Regions from separate parts of the Homo sapiens genome. Here region 1 is linked to region 2. The links are chromatin loops, found by intact Hi-C in ENCODE. Cell type or tissue: dorsolateral prefrontal cortex. All regions are shown on one strand.

Region 1 (2,500 bases), 510 kb after region 2:
AGCCATGCTGGCAGGAAAGAACACTCATCACCTACTGGAACAAGAAGTCAATAGGCAGAATTTTTTTTTTTAACGGAGTTTTGCTCTTGTCACCCAGGCTAGAGTGCAGGGGTACCATCGGGGCTCACTGCAACCTCTGCCTCTCACATTCAAGCAATTCTCCTGCCTCAGCCTCCCAAGTAGCTGGGATTACAGGCACCCGCCACCACGCTCGGATAATGTTTTTTGTTTTTTGTTTTTTTTTTGAGACGGAGTCTTGCTCTGTCGTCCAGGCTGGAGTGCAGTGGTGCAATCTCGGCTCACTGCAAACTCCGCCACCCGGGTTCACGGATTCTCCTGCCTCAGCTCCCGAGTAGCTGGGACTACAGGTGCCCGCCACCACACCCGGCTAATTTTTTGTATTTTCAGTAGAGACAGGGTTTCGCCATGTTGGGCAGGCTGGTCTCGATCTCCTGACCTCATGATCCGCCCGCCTCGGCCTCCCACAGCGCTGGGATGACAGGCCTGAGCCACTGCCCGGCCAATAGGCAGAACTTTTAAAGCAAACGATGCAGGGCTGTATGTTCACAGTATTTGGAAATAAGAAGGAAAATATCCAAAGAAAAAGTCAAAGAGTTGAAAATGGTCATTTCTGGAGAATGTAACGAAGAGTAGGCAACACTGTATTTCTCTACCAACATTTTCGATTATTTCACTTTTAGACCATTTAATTTTTTTAATTAAAAAAAAAAAAAAGAAGTTATTCCGGGCAGCAGGTGGCAACAGGGGCACGCAGGTGGGTGCCTGGAGGTGGGAGGGCCACAGGGAAAAGCAGTGGCGGCTCCCGGGCTTCCTTGCAAGGCCTGAAACCGGGAGGCCGCCAAGCGCTAAAACGTGCTCCAGCACCAGGAGTCTCCCAACACAGCCACAGCCCTGCGGAGCCCGGAGCAGGCCTTGGAAGCAGCCGTGGGGAGACGGCGCCACCGCGTGGAAGCCGTGGGGATCACTGCTGGTCCTCCCCATGCCGGAGACACGAGGTCTGGGTCCTTGACTGACTCTGCCTGGGGACAAAAGCCTTTTCCTCGCCATTCATGGACCTTCACTCCCTGGGTGCCAGCTAGGCGCTGCTGCAGGGATATAGAGAGATCTTCCAGCAGCTCGGTCTGTGGAAGGAAATGCAAAAGAAAGAAAAGAAAGCGTGGAATGTGCCAGAGCAGACACAAGCACGGGTGCAGGAGGCCACAGGAAGGGCCCCGCTGCAACGATGGGAGGGCGCTATGCTCACCAAGGCCACAAACCACGCCTGGGCCCCTGAGCACAGCCTGAACCAGCCAAAGCCCAAGCCCCGCCAAGAGTACTGCTGGGTGAAACAGATGAATGACATAAATAAACTACCTGGAAGGTGAGAGGGCGAAAAGAAAGCAGGGAGAAGGATTGAGTGAGCCCCACGAAGGAAGAAGTTCAATTTCAAGTGTGGTGCTACAGAAAGCCTCGCTAACTTCGGAGAACAGCCATGTAGCTCTCTGGAAGAAGAGCAAAGCCCCCCAGGCTGGGGATCTGGATGTTGGAGGAACAGTAAAGAGGGTGAAACGGTGTGAGCAAAGGGAAGGAGCAGGAGGTGAGCTCAGCTAGGTCCTGGAGGCCAAGTGGAGAGGCCTTTCGAGGTCATTCCCAGAACCTGCGCTTCACTCTGAGTGTGACAGAGATGCCTGGCGTTCAGCAGGATAGGGTAATCTGGACGACATTTTCAGAGGCACACGGAGGCTGATATGCTGAGAACACATTATGGAGTCAACAGTGAAAATGCTACTGCAGCAATGCAGGCCAGGGGTGCTGCTAGCAGGCAACTGCTTAGGCCTGTAGGGATTCCAGGAGCACTGGGAGATAAAGCAAACAATGGCTTAGGTGCCAGGCGGAATGGAGAGGAGCTCACAGTCACTACCAGGTTCGGGGCCCATGCAGCTGGGAAGAACGGAGCTGCGATGTTCTGAAAACAGGAAGCCCGCACGTGAAGCAGTCATCTGCAGAGTGCCCTTGGAGCCCGAGTGCCCAGCAGGGCAGGAGAACAGCCACCCAGCCAGCCACGCACCACAATCTCTCACACAGACCCTCCCCACTCATGGAACCCAAGGGTGTCTGCAGCCCAGTGCCATATGCACGGGAGAATAACAGGCACCAGAGAAACTCCTACTTGGGTCGCAGTCCCACAGCGGGAGCGTGCACAGCCAGCCCAGGGCCGCCGCCAGCCCCCACGGCCCAACACAAGTGCAGTTACCTCCCTGGACAATCCCCTTGCTCAGCCCATCCTTGTTGTCTGAAGTCAGGAGCAGTTCCACAATGCCACGGTCCTCCAGTGCCTGTGGGGGAAATGAGACAAGCCCTCGTCTGCCCTGGCTCCTTAGAGCTTCTGCAGTGACACACAGCTGCAGTTGGGTAGCCTGAAGAGCTAGAAGGAGAGATGACAAATAAAGCGTTTATTTCTCTGCCAAAAACAGAAAAGTCTCCTGCCATCTGCACCGGC
Region 2 (2,500 bases):
ATCCCCCTTCCTCCCAAAAATATATAACCCCTGTCTAGCCATAAGGAAAACATCAGACAAATCCCAGGTGAGGGACACTCTATAGAACACCTGAGTAGCCCTCAAAACTGTCAAGATTGTCCAAGACAATGGAAGCCTGAGCCACTCATAGCCAAGTGAGGCCAGGAAGACATGACGACTGAAAGTAACCTAGGATTCCGCATGGGATCTTGAAACGGGGGAGGGCGTTAGGGGAAAATGAAAGAAACTGGAATGGAGTGTGGATTTTAGTTACTGCATCAGCATAGGCCCATCAGTTGTGACAACTGTCCATGCTAATGTAAGATATTTACAATAGGAGAACCTGGGTGCGGGGGTAGGGGACTCTATATTACCCTCTCAATTTTTTGGTAAATCTAAAACTGTTCTAAAAAATAAAGCCTATCTGAAAGCATGTATTCATGTCAAAAAATAAACTTTATTCTGTAATACTTACAAACGATATTTGGAACTTGAAATGCTTAGAATACACTTTAGAATAAGATAAAAAGTAGGAATATTTAGCATCAAGTAAGGCAAAGACATGCAACACCTATACACCGAAAACTATAAAGTAATGCTGAGTGAAAATAAAAAGCCTAAGTAACAGAGAAAATACACCATGTCCATAGGTCATAAGACCCAATAATCTTACCAAATATGCCCAAATTGATCTATATATTTGATGCAATTCCAAGTCCCAGAAATATTGTTTAAGAAATTCATTAAATAATTTGTTTTACATTTTTGTTTATTTTTTCAATTGACAAAATTTATAAATATTTGTGGTGTACAAGAAGATTGATAAATGTATATACATTGTGGAACAGCTAAATCAAACTACTGAATATATGCGTAATAACATCATTTTAAAATTTATCAGAAAGTACAACAGACAAAGTTAAAGGCCTAACATCTGATTCAAAACTTACTATAAAACTGCAATACTCAAACCAGTGTGATCTTGTCATAAATGCAGATAATAAATAGACCCATGGGAAGAAACTAGGGGGGCCAGAAATAGACCCAAGTATATATACACAATTAATTTTCCACAAAAGTACAAAGGCGTTTCAGCAGAAAAAAAAAAAGAGTATTTTTTAACAAACAGTGCTGAGACAATTCGTTATGTATTAAATGAGCTTTATCACACCATATACAAAACTTGATTCACAGTAGATCATAGAAATAAATGTAAAATCAAAAATTATAAAACTTTGAGAAGAAAACAGGAAAAAAATCTGTATGACCTTGGGCTAGCCTTGGCTCCTGGCGCTGGAGCAGAAGCACGGCCCTTTGAGGCAGGCTGGAAATCTCCAACAGCCACCAGAGGACTCAGCCAGGGCCAGCCCCTCGCTAGCAGGGAGCACAGCTGCAGAGGCCTTTTGATGTGTTTATGCTCCCGGCTTTTCCTTTCTGAGCAAAAATCATTTCTAAATCTTCCTCTAAGCAAGTCCGATATCAGCTCCTCTGGCGCCCCCTAACGCTCGGCTGTGGTAAAGCACCCGTTCCTCCTCTCCCAGGAAGACGGCGGGAGAGATCTCAGCGCAGATAAAGCACTCCCATGCTTTCAGATGTCAGCTGAGACCATGTGCATACCTCATGCTGTGCGTGCGTGTGTGTGTGTGTGTGTGTGTGTGTGTGTGTGTGTGTGTCACAGAGAGAGAGACCCACACACAGGCCTGGGAAGGGGAGGTGACCTCACCCCTCCCCTCTCAGTGTCTCGGGGTGTTCAGCAGCTCCAGACGAGGACAGGCCACATTTACTTGTGCTCTTCAGGGCTGGTCCTGCCTCTCCTGTCCCCACACCTACCCACCCTCTGAGCTTTTCCTCTTGGATTATTCCCTTTTGTTCATCTTCGATCTCAGGGCTGTGTTCCCATTCCTCCACACCTACAAACTGTGCCAGTCTCCAAGGGTGAATCTAGAATCTACTTATCTCAATATTGTACTCACCTTGTTTTTAACCTTGAAACTCTAGCTCCTATCAAAGCGACTCAGAATCTCCGTGCTGTAAGTCACACAGTTCAACCACAAATGGTCACAATTTGAAGGGACTTTCTCATTGTGGTCCAGCCCCCACTCCTGACCCTTTGTGGCAATCAGAAGGGACCAAGGATACCAGCACTGAGGGTTTGTAAGAGGCCACACCGCTTGATGGTGCAAAGGTGGAAAGGAACCCAGACCCCTGGCTCTTAACTGAGAGATGCGTTGGCTCCATCCTGCAGCCTCAGGGCCGCTGCTCTGCCATGCTCCCTGTGTGGGCTCTGCACAGCCCTTGCCTGATTTGCTGCTGTCGGTGACAGATAACAGGTGAAAAAGCGAGGACCACACTGCCCATTACTGAGGATCAGCCCTGACAGGGAGCGTAGGTGGGAGAAGGAACCAGCACCTCCCTGCTGAGTTGCCAAAGCTTGGAAGGGCAGAAGCCACTTTGCACCGTTGCTTTCACCCAGATCTACCTGCATAGAGCTACACGCACA

Evidence for each region. A loop is a pair of places that touch in the nucleus more often than their neighbours do. Peaks named below come from ENCODE experiments on the same cell type or tissue, not always from the same donor. Only the 100,000 strongest peaks of a DNase experiment are listed, where the experiment ranks them.
Region 1: it touches region 2 in a loop (5-fold over the local background); 14 of 110 quality-filtered maps call a loop at or near these places.

Annotation. Positions count from the first base shown.
Region 1 is chr11:134,358,896-134,361,395 of GRCh38, reverse strand. It overlaps GLB1L2 (galactosidase beta 1 like 2), which reads right to left. Exons shown (of 19, transcript NM_001370461.1): 7 at 2,255-2,336. Among named protein-coding and RNA genes, the nearest start is that of GLB1L2, 28 kb to the right of the region's middle. RefSeq lists an enhancer at 2,156-2,500. In dorsolateral prefrontal cortex, CTCF peaks have their summits at 743 (motif pointing right) and 949 (motif pointing left); a DNase peak (open chromatin) is centred at 935.
Region 2 is chr11:134,867,746-134,870,245 of GRCh38, reverse strand. No RefSeq gene overlaps it. Among named protein-coding and RNA genes, the nearest start is that of LINC02697, 82 kb to the left of the region's middle. In dorsolateral prefrontal cortex, CTCF peaks have their summits at 1,271 and 1,471; a DNase peak (open chromatin) is centred at 1,505; H3K27ac peaks cover 446 bases.